Linked DNA regions of Mus musculus: region 2 is linked to region 1. A link is a contact called in ENCODE POLR2A ChIA-PET data. All regions are on one chromosome and are shown on one strand. Each heading gives the region's core, a stretch centred on a gene start or an enhancer-like site at or near the end of the contact. The rest is flanking DNA. Distances are from core to core; before and after follow the strand shown.

Region 1 (5,349 bases), core at 441-2,940:
GCTCCACCAGGCTCCAGCAAGAAAACCTTATCAGGAAAATGATTTTATTTTCATGACTGACGCCAGCCATCCTCCTCCACAAGTCCATCTGGCATGAATAAGCATCTTTAGGAGGCGATCGGTTCCTCTAAGGTGCTGTCACGAGTGCCCCCTCATGGTCAAAGGAAGTACTGCAGCCGTGCATTTGCTGAGTTGCTTATGTTCACTGTCTCTAGACCTTGGGTGGAGACGGCTGAGTAGGTAAAGGTGCTGGCTGCATGCCGACAACTTGAGTTTGATTCCTGGGACCCACATGGACAAGGAGAGGCCCCACTACCACAAGTTGTTCTGTGGCGTGCCCATGTGCGCGCACCATACACACACACAAATAAACGTTATTAAAAAAATTTTTTTGGCCTGTATGAGATGCCATCTTCCAATTGAAGTCTGCCTCTCTGTCTAATGTCCCCTACTGCTTTCCGGATCGCAACTCAGAACTGAGCTTGACCCCACCCCCACCCCCCAAGGAAGTTTCTACTCTGAAGGGCAAATGCCAGGGACCTATTTTTCATTCTAACAGAAAACAGAGTTGGGGCTGGCTAACAGGCCCACGTCCAGGAAAAATAGAATCTGTGATCCTCCAGCTAGGAAATTTTCATCACACTTGCCCGTTGGTAATAATGGCATTAATCTGAGGGCAATAAGCAACGAAGAAATGAGGGTGCAAATGTAGTTTAGTCACGTACATCAAACCTTCACTTCCATCTCCAGCCCCACCCATGCCCAGGTGTGCTGTAATCCCAGTTCTTTGGAGCCTGGGGCTTGGAGACAAGATGGAAGCAAAGTCTACTCTTTTGTAGCCAGGATCTGCTTTGGACCATCCCTGGAAAATTTTGAGGGGAGTCTGCAAAGTATTTGTTCTGGAATCTCAAAGGCTCCAGGTCCCCAGGTCTTTGATGTTCTGACTAGTCAGACGCTTGGCCATCTTGAGCTGAGATGTAAGAAGTCTGCCTAGCCTGCTTCTTATAAAACCTAAAGGGCACAGAGTTCTCACGGAGCAACCTTGGTTCTCAAGCATCCAAACTAAGACTAAAACTCTTGCTCTTGGTTGATGTTGGGCATGGATTGATCACTGGAACTTAAACCCCAGAGGTGGGGGCCAGGGAAAGGTGAAGTACACAAACCATTCTGCTGTGATTCAGGTCCCTGGTACCAAACATAGTACATGACCCCTGACCCTTGCCCTAAAAACCCTTACTGCCTCCATCCTCCACCTCCACCACAGCACGGCAAAGCTGGGCCCCTCCCTGACGCTCCTTGTGACCCTAAGATTGTGTTTGGGGTTTGATGGATGTTCTGTTTTGTTACCAGGGTCTTGCCATGTAGCTCTGGATTGCCTTGTAGACTAAACCGTCCTTAAACTCCGTGTTCTGGGATTAAACTACTATCATGTCTAGATGGCCTGAAGATCCGTCTGCCCGGCTGTCAATCCATCCACCATTCTCTCTCTCCTTTTCTCCTCTTTCCCTCCCCTCTCCCTTCCTCTCTCCTTCGACGCATCCCCGCTGCGGCGGCTGCGCAGTGGAGGGTTAAAGCCTCCAGCTCTAGAAATCCGGAGGGAAGCCCAGGAGGCGCCCAGTAACCACGCCCAATCCCGTCCTGGTCCCGCTCACTCCGTTTCCTGGGGCGGGGCTAGAGAGACTTCCGCCCTGAACCAGGAAGCGGTGCAGGGAGTGTGGTAAGGGGGCGTGCCTGCCTTCAGTTCCGAAAAGCCACAGCGTCTCGCCCGGGTTGAATTTTGGTTTTCAGATCCGGCTCAGACAGGATCCTGAGACCCCTGGCCACCCCCACAGCTCATCCCCAGCTGCAGACGCGGATCTCAGGACAAGACTGGGTTTGCTGCCGCTCTGTCGCCGCCGGGACAGGTCAGGATCCAGGCCTTGTGGCCTCTACCGGAGCTCCCAACTCCGCCGCCCCAGCCATGGCACAGAAACCCAAGATAGACCCCCACGTCGGGCGGCTAGGCTACTTGCAGGCGCTGGTCACAGAGTTCCAGGAAACCGAGAGCCAAGGTAAGAGGTGTAGCGTGGGCACGAGGGACCCAGGAGGGTTCTGACGGCAGCCGCCGCCGCACAGGTCCGACCCCAGGGCTGCTTCCCATTGCAGATGCCAAGGAGCAAGTCCTCGCCAACCTCGCCAACTTCGCTTATGACCCGGGCAACTACCAGTACCTACGGCAACTACAAGTCCTGGACTTATTCCTTGATTCTCTGTCGGAAGAGAATGAAACCCTAATCAAGTTTGCTATTGGTAAGAGTTAGGCTGCCCCCAACCCCCGTGCCCGCGCGCCTCCCCCCAAGTTATAGACTAGAGCGACTTGAGAGTCAGGCATGCCACTCGCCTATAAAACTAGCATTACGGGAGGCTGAAGCAGGAGGATGGTTGCGACTTGGGGGCCAGCCTGGGATTCAGAGTAAGACACTGTCACTAAACAAACTAGTGTTTGGGATGGGATCTCATCTAGGGCAGAGCTGCCGTGTGTGGACCACCTACCTTCTCCTCCTCCACACATTATCGGGGTCACAGCTCATTCCAAACAAGTCGTGTCTTTCTTCCTCTTAGAAAAGAGATAATAAGTGAGGAAATGGGGTGAAACCTCTTTGAAAGAAGTTTAGTTTTTTGTTTGTTTGTTTGCTTGATTTTGATTTTTTTGAGACAGGATTTCTCTGTGTAGCCCTGGCTATTCTGGAACTCACTCTGTAGACCAGGCTGGCCTTGAACTCAGAAATCTGCCTGCCTCTCTGCCTCCCAAATGCTGGGATTAAAGGTGTGCGCCACCACTGCCCGGCTGGAGCTTGCCCTTGTATTGTTTACTGTCAAGAGGTGCAAAGGTAGCTTAGAACTCCTATAGTTGGGTTATTGTAAGGCCGTTTGAATTATTCAAGGTAGACTCTTTTACATTTGCTGTGTAGGTGTGTGTTTGCATGTGTGTGTGGATGAGTGTGAGTATGCATGTGCACCAGGCTGTATGCATGAAATTTGTCAAGAGTCAGTTCTCCCCGAGTACAGTGGTACATGCCTTTCATCCCCAGTACTGGGAAGACAGAGGTAGGTAGATCTTTCCGAGTTCCAGGCCAGCCTAGCGTGAGTACTGAGTTCTGGACCATCTAGGGCTATGTGGTAAGATGTCGTCTCTAAAAACTAAGGTAGTCGTTGTTGTTGTGTTCTCCTCTTCCAGTTGCTAAGGGAAGATCTCTGTGCCTTCAGAGTAGGGCAGTGCACTCCATAGCTGGGCCGTGAGCCTCCAGCTAATGGGGAGAGAGTGCTGGGGTTCCAGATGCTCGACACTGCATCTGGTTTTCTTATGTAGGTCCCTGGAACCGAATTCAGGTCATCAGAATTGTGTGGCAAGCTCTTTTACCTACTAAGCCATCTCCTCTGCCCCATGATAGATAGTCATTATTGGGCACCCTATAAGGAAGGTACTGGCCCAGGTTCTGAGGAGATGGTGAACAGGTTGGGGATTGTATTCTGGAAGGGGAGCTAGGTGGCGAATAAAACAAGCAAAGTAGAGATAAACAGGAACTCAGATGGAGCCATAGGAGGTGTGTCACGCTACTTACGCTACTTCCATTTCAGCCATCTTGGATATGCGATGTAGACAAAGCAGCTAAGCAGGAAGCTGTTAGAGGGAAGCTGATGTGTTAGAGGGAAGCTGATGTGTTAGAGGGAGGCCGATGTGTTAGAGGGAAGCTGATGTGTTAGAGGGGAAGCTGATGTGTTAGAGGGAGGCCGATGTGTTAGAGGGAGGCCGATGTGTTAGAGGGAAGCCGATGTGTTAGAGGGAAGCTGATGTGTTAGAGGGGAAGCTGATGTGTTAGAGGGAGGCCGATGTGTTAGAGGGAGGCCGATGTGTTAGAGGGAAGCTGATGTGTTAGAGGGGAAGCTGATGTGTTAGAGGGAGGCCGATGTGTTAGAGGGGAAGCTGATGTGTTAGAGGGAAGCTGATGTGTTAGAGGGAGGCTGATGTGTTAGAGGGAGGCCGATGTGTTAGAGGGGAAGCTGATGTGTTAGAGGGGAAGCTGATGTGTTAGAGGGAGGCCGATGTGTTAGAGGGAGGCCGATGTGTTAGAGGGAGGCCGATGTGTTAGAGGGGAGGCTGATGTGTTAGAGGGGAAGCTGATGTGTTAGAGGGAGGCTGATGTGTTAGAGGGAGGCTGATGTGTTAGAGGGGAAGCTGAAGTGTTAGAGGGAGGCCGATGTGTTAGAGGGAGGCCGATGTGTTAGAGGGGAAGCTGATGTGTTAGAGGGAAGCTGATGTGTTAGAGGGGAAGCTGATGTGTTAGAGGGAAGCTGATGTGTTAGAGGGAGGCCGATGTGTTAGAGGGGAAGCTGATGTGTTAGAGGGAAGCTGATGTGTTAGAGGGGAAGCTGATGTGTTAGAGGGAAGCTGATGTGTTAGAGGGAGGCTGATGTGTTAGAGGGAGGCCGATGTGTTAGGGATATTTTAAGTGAAGAGGCGGATGGAACAGAAACTAGAAATTAGAGGGATTGGCACGGGAGCTTTGGATCTAGGTCGTGGGAAGAAGTTGAGCATTTAAGAACAAACAAGTTCTTTCAGCACATTAAAAGGTTCTTTTAAAAATAAACTTTCCTCATGTAGTACAAAAGGAACCCTAGGTGCACTGAGAAGGAAACTGTCCGTAAGAGTAACTCAGGGCTCAGTGATGGAGGACCTGTATCATGGTGCATGTACCACGTGCCTAAGGCTCTGTGCGTCCGTCCTCAGCATTGCAAGGAGATAATTCCAATATTGTTTAATATTTAGCTATGCAAAATTTCCTAACAATGCCCTAAAGAACATTCTTTTTTATTAATGAGGAAGGACAGGGCATTTGAGGTCTCACTGTGTAGCCCTGGCTGGTCTGAAACTTGTCTGCCTCATGGGTGCTGGGATTAAAGGTTGTTCCACCATCCCTGGCTTTCAGAGGATACTTTGTAGAGTAAGTTCCTCTGCCATGTGGCTCCTGAGGATGGCGGTCAGGTCGTGAAGCTTGGTGGCAGGTCCTTTACTCATTGAGGCAACCTGCAGACCCAAAGGGACATTTTTTGATGGTTGGTTTGTAACTAGGATCCAGTGCAGGACCTGCATATTTCATCTGACTTTGTTCCTTACAGAGACCTCTTTATGTTCCAAATAAACGTTTTATTTTATAGCAAGTTGAGAAAACTTGAAGAGACTGGGAGTGTAACTCAATAGAGTGTGTGGTGGTCTGTGCCTGTAATCCCAGCATGCAGGAGGTAGGGACAGGCAGACAGAGAGCTCAAGAGCCACCTTCAGCCACATAGCAAGTCCAGTTCTGAGCCACT
Region 2 (6,031 bases), core at 533-3,032, 39 kb after region 1:
GGGCTCTGAAATGCTCTACAAAGCCTGGAGCTGAGCTTTGAGTCCCAAAAAATAAAACCCAGATTACACATTGTCTTGCCAGGAACCAGTGTCAGACCAGGAAAAGTTGGCCTCATCACACAAAACAAAAACCCAGGGCTCAATCTGTCCCTGTGTCCTTTGTAACAAATTACCTCATTTGAAGGATGACAACAAGAGGGAGTGACCCAGTCTCCTAGGTCTAATCTCCAGTTCTGCCCCGCCCTGTAAGCGCTGACCCCTTCAGTTCCCTTCCATCACACCAATTCTTTTACTACTTCCTGAAACTGAAAGCAGTCTGTAGCTGCCCCAGCTTCCTCATAAGACTACTCAAGGAGGCTGCTTTTTGTCAGCAAGTTGTCAAGCCCCTGTGAGAGACACTGCTGTTCCACGCTGCCTTCTTAGCCCCACAAAATGGCTCCCTTTTGTGCCACTTGGTCGGGACCCCAAGGCTTGGTCACACTCAACTGTGGGTCATCATCAATGGAAAATACATGGCCAGAGAACATGGAACCAAGCCTTTGGGAAGATCAAAGAGATGCCTGAAAGCCAACTTAAGGGACTGTGTGCCACTAGCTGAGACGATGTAGATGGACTCCCTCCGCTGAACAAAATATCTTCACCAAGTTAAGTGAGGGGTAGGAAACGGGTCCCAGTCCAGTCACAGAGCTCCTCCCAAAATGCAGTGTACTGGGGACAAGCAAGATCCCAGCTTCCAGGAAGGGATACTACATACTACTGGAGAGACAATGGATGGCTCCCTAGCCCCGCCCAAGCACAGACAACCTCCTCCTCCAAGAGAAGCCTGCTCTGGGGTGAACTCATTCGGCCAAAGTCAATGGGAGAAGTAAAGAAGGCGACATGGAAGGGCAGAGGTCCGAGGACCTGAGCGCAGAAAACCCATTTGAGCAGGCTCACGGCCCCGCGCATTCGGAGGTGGGCGTGGGGAGGGGGAGGAGACCCGATCTCTCCTTTGTTAGGCGCAGGGAGGCACTTTGATAAGAGAGCTCCTGTCCAGGGCTGGAAGTGGAGGGAGGGGATGACCAGCCCCGCCCTACCAGAGGTGCACCTGCTGCGCAGACACGGACACCCCGGCGGGCCACCACGAGGAAAAGAGCCTGCAGACCAGCCGGATCAGTGCTCAGATTTGCTCGCAGCGCCCAAGGCCGGGGCCAGCACACGCCCGAGCCAGAAGCGGGAGCGCATGGCCCTCATGTGGGACAATGGGCCCAGGGCCCTGCAGGCTCCTTGGGCTCCTGGGAGACCAAGCCCACCATCCTGGACCCGACCAGTGTCGCCGCGGGTGGCTGAAAGAAGATCCTCCCGCACACTCTCACCGACTCCAACCTGCCGTACGGCAAAGGGCCGCCACCCACAGTCCCCCTCAGCTGTCGTTACCGGGGAGAAATGAATAGAAGGGACGACTGGGGCGGGGCCACAAGCCGAGGCAGTCCTGCCGCACAAAGCGGCGCCCACTCCTTACTCTGCCACCCTCCCCCGGGCGCGAGCGCGGTGCTCCCGGCCCGTTACCACCAACGCCCCGCGGTCCCCACAAGCCCTGGAGGGCTCGAGCCCTACCCTGTCGCCTTACCGGGAGCTGTTCCTGCTGTTAGGGTCCACACCCTTAAAGGTAGTGGTAGTGGTCATGGCGCCAAGGGGCGAGGTAGGCTGGCCCTGAAAACGCCAAGGGGGACTGGGACCAACAGGCGCAGACGACTCCAAAAGCTAAACCACCAGGGCTCCACGAGCTTCTACCGCCGCGGGGCTCGCCGGACTCCCATTTTATAGAGCCAATAGGGCCCACCCTCCACATGCCGCCATTGGGCAATTTAAAAAGATCTCTTCATTTCTATTGGTTAGCTACAGTGCTAATCATAGATCGGCGTCAGGACGGGCTGCGCGGGAGACGGCTCGGCCTAAGCCCCGCCCCCTTCCTGTACAGAGAAAGGCCGCTGTGGTCTCCCCTCCTCCACGCCCTCGACAATCTGGTGGTGCTCAAGTGTTCACGGTCACTTTAAAAAGTTACTTGAGGGGCTGTCGAGGTGGCTCATAAGGAAAAGCCCTTGCCACCCAGCATGACAACCCGTGTTCAATCTCCAGGACCCACAACGTGTAAGAGACCCAACTCTCTTTTTTTTTTTGTAGAACATGATTTTAATATTTTCAACTGTTAATACTCAACAAGCAGAATAATTATTTTAAGATATACTTCGTTATTATGTCTTCATTTCTGATTTTATTAATTTGGATACTGTCTCTGTCCCTTATAGTTAGTCTGGCCAGGGGTTTATCTATCTTGTTGATTTTCTCAAAGAACCAGTTCCTGGTTTTGTTGATTCTTTGTATAGTTCTTTTTGTTTCTACTTGGTTGATTTCAGCTCTGAGTTTGATTATTTCGGATACCCAACTCTTGAACCTCTGACCTCCACGCACCCACGCACTGAGACACACACACACACACACATACACACTACCTAGCTACCTAAATAGAAAGCTACCTCAGCAGGATGTGTCGGCACTTCCCTGCAATGCCTTAACTTGGGAGACTGAGGCAGGAGGATCACTTTGAGTTTCAAGCCAGTCTGGTCTAAACAGTGAGACCCTGTCAAAAAGAAATGAGGGGGAGGCAGAGAAGGAAAGCAGGAAAGAGAGAAGGGATGTCGTGTTAAGGCCATATGCTAGTACTGCAGAGGACCTAGGTTCAGTTGCCAGCACTCACAGGGCAGCTCCAAACTGTAGCTCCAGTTCCCTGACCTGGGCAGTTACATGCAGGCACACACATGTACACAACGTAAATCTTTTGCCAGGCGATGTAGCACATGCCTTTAATCCTTTAGTCCCAGCACCAACTCAGGAGTCAGAGGCAGGTGGATCTCCGAGTTCTAGGCTAGCCAGAGTTACACAGAGAAACCGTGTTGGAGAGGGAATTTTTTTTTTTTAAGGTCCGAGGTGGGGGTGCTGCACACCCCTAATCCCAGCACCCTGGAGGCAGAAGCAAGATTTCTTAGCCTCAAAAAGGGCGGGGGGCACACAGTGGTCTACACCTTTGAACCCAGCACTAAGGAGGCAGAAGAGTCTAGGACAGCCAAAGATGTTACACAGAGAACTCCCCCCCCACCCCACCCCCACCCCCCCACCCACCCACCCCACCCACCCTCACCCCTACCCCCCCGTCTAGGAAAAAAAAAAAAAACAGAAACAAATGAAAAGAATTCCTGGATTAGCCTGCGCTAACTGGATTAGCCTGTGCTACACCATCACCCCACATCCCGCTGCCGATGCTTTAGTACCGTCCCAATGTTTGGTTACACCAGCACTCCTCCCTACTCCTGGCAATATAGGGCAGTGCCACTATGCAGGGTAGATGGCTAACAAAAACCGTAAATCCGCTCTTTAACCTGACCAACGTGTAGGAAATAACAATGTTTTCTCCACGCCCCAAATAAGCCTTCAGCTTTCCATGCTTCTGGGTGGAGATGAATGAGACCTTTCACCACTAGGACAATCTTTCTTTCCTTCTTTCTTTTCTTTCTTTCTTTTTTCTTTTTTTTCTTTTTTTGGTTTCTCTGTGTAGCCCTGGCTGTCCTGGAACTCACTCTGTAGACCAGGCTGGCTTTGAACTCAAAAATCCACCTGCCTCTGCCTCCAGAGTGCTGGGATTAAAGGCGTGCGCCACCACTGTCCAGTTTAGGACAATCTTTTTTTTTTTTTTTTTTTTTTTGAGACAGGGTTTCTCTGTGTAGCCCTGGCTGTCCTGGAACTCACTCTGAAGACCAGGCTGGACTGGGAAACCTAATGAAGCAATCTTAAAGAGTCCGTAACAGAAAAAGTGCTGAAATTCCAGGGGTTTTGTTTTGTTCTCTGTGTTATCTACGTAGCCCTGCTGTCCTGGAATTCCCTTTGTTTTTTAAAATTTTTTTTTTTAAGATTTATTTATTTGTAAGTACACTGTAGCTGTCTTCAGACACACCAGAAGAAGACATCAGATCTCATTACGGATGGTTGTGAGCCACCATGTGGTTGCTGGGATTTGAACTCCAGACCTTTGGAAGAGCAGTCGGGTGCTCTTACCCACTGAGCCATCTCACCAGCCCTGGAATCCCCTTTGTTGACCAGGCTTCCTTTAAGCTCATAGAGATCTGTCTGCCTCTGCCTCCCAGTAAAGGCCCGTGCCAACATTTCTGGGAAAGACTGGAATCTCTTTAATATTAATCTTTCAGCCAGTGGTAGAGCCCACCTTTAATCCCAGCACTCTGAAGACAGAAGTAGGAGAATCTCAGTTCAAGACCAGCCTAGTCTGTCTCAAAAAAAAAAACTTATATAAATAAATAAATAATAAAACAGACAAACAAGAAACCACTTTGATCTTACTCTTTAAGTGCCAATGGTTGGCACATGAGCAAGCCCAAACGATGGTTTGCCCTCAGAGGCTGTTTTAAAGCTGGCTAATGCCTGGTAAGGGGATGGCCTCATCTCTAAAACTATCGGAGCTGCCAGGGACTTGGCAGCTGTTTCCAACTCTTAAGTCATGACTCTTCCACCTGTCTGGGTAAATTTATCCCTGCAACAAATGCAGGCAACACTTGGAGGACTTGGAGGATGGTCTAAAGATCTTCATAGGCAAAGCCTTAGGTGAAAGCATGTAGGCAGCTGAAGGGCGACCTTTTCTCATGACAAACCTAACCCCTAAAAGTAGACGTCTCCCGTCCTGGGTACCCTCAGTATTTCCATAAAACTCAACAATATTCCTCTTCCTGTCGCCTCTTCAGGCAATTGGTTAGTGTTTTCAGCAGTCTTACCAAAATACTCTCCCTCTAGGCTTTCACAGAAAACCAGAATTCCCTTCTCTTTCCAAATATGATCTCTCATGTCTGGGTCAACCCCAGTAGCATAAAGGATACTTCATGTCTAACCTGGAGTCTTCCCATCCTGCCTCCAGCATGGATGTTGGCATTATAGAGGGCTACCCCCTGTCAACTGGACATCCTTTGAGCAATGAAGAGTAATTACCACCTGCTTCTAGTGTGTTGAGTTGTAAGGAATAGGAAGAGTATTTGTTCAGAGTCAGGCAAGATGACTCAGTGGGAAGAGGTATCGCTACCATGCCTGAGAACTCAAGTTCAATTCCCAGGCACCAAATGACGGAGAGAACCGACTCCTTGAGCTTGTTTTCTGACTTCCATCCACACGTGGGTTCAGCCACACGTGCACATATATACACAGATAAAATACGTAAACATAAGCTGGGCATGATGGCACAATTTAATCCCAGCACTCTGGGGACAGAGGCAGGCAAGTCTCTGAGTTCAAGGGCAGCCTGATCTACAAAGCAAGTTCCAGGGCAGCAAGAGATCACAGAAAAATAGTCTTAAAAAAAAAAAAAAAAAAAACAACAGAAGTAATAAATGTTGAAAAAGAAAATGTGGTGTTCACAAAACCTGAGAGCCCATGCCTAGGGTCCTGGGTTCCATGGTGGGAAGAGAAGGCACCTGGGTGAGCTGAAGTCTCTGCACTACAAATGACAGCTTGAATACTTGGAAAAGCAGTTGGCTCTAGGGAAAACTGAACAGTTGCTGAGTTAGAAGTCATGAGGAACATAGCAACTGCTTATTTTCCTCCTAACTCCTTGGTTATCGAGAGAAACATGATGGGCTATAGAACGTGGTGGTTTAGCCGGGTGGTGGTGGCGCTCTACAGACAGCCAGGGCTACACAGAGAAACCCTGTCTCAACAAAAACAAACAAAAAAAGAATGTAGTGGTTTTAAACATGAAGTACTATTATGATGATTATTATTTGTGTGTGTGTTGTAAGACTGGGTCTCGCTATGTAGCTCAGGCTGTCATGGAACTCACTATGTGGGCCAGGCTGGCCTTGAACTTGGAGATCCTGCCTCTGCCTCTCCCTCTCTGGTGCCATAAAGGTTTGGCTCTTAAAATAGTATCGTAAACAGGGTGTAATGGCAGAAGTTATGAAAGAAGTTTTCTTTTCTTTTTATTTATTTGTTTGCTTGG

What was found. ChIA-PET counts read pairs that join two places held with the same protein, here RNA polymerase II (POLR2A).
Region 2: POLR2A ChIA-PET joins it to region 1 with 34 read pairs in Patski. The contact joins the promoter of Jpt1 here to the promoter of Armc7 in region 1. POLR2A ChIA-PET finds 5 or more read pairs at or near these places in 4 of 5 experiments (Patski and embryonic stem cell).

The regions. Positions count from the first base shown.
Region 1 is chr11:115,473,977-115,479,325 of GRCm38, forward strand. It overlaps Armc7 (armadillo repeat containing 7), which reads left to right and starts at 1,691. Exons shown (of 3, transcript NM_177778.5): 1 at 1,691-2,051; 2 at 2,146-2,289. The coding sequence starts at 1,961. Slc16a5 (solute carrier family 16 (monocarboxylic acid transporters), member 5) reads left to right here. Exons shown (of 4, transcript NM_001080934.1): 4 at 1-422.
Region 2 is chr11:115,512,611-115,518,641 of GRCm38, forward strand. Jpt1 (Jupiter microtubule associated homolog 1) reads right to left here and starts at 1,783. Exons shown (of 5, transcript NM_008258.2): 1 at 1,610-1,783. The coding sequence starts at 1,665.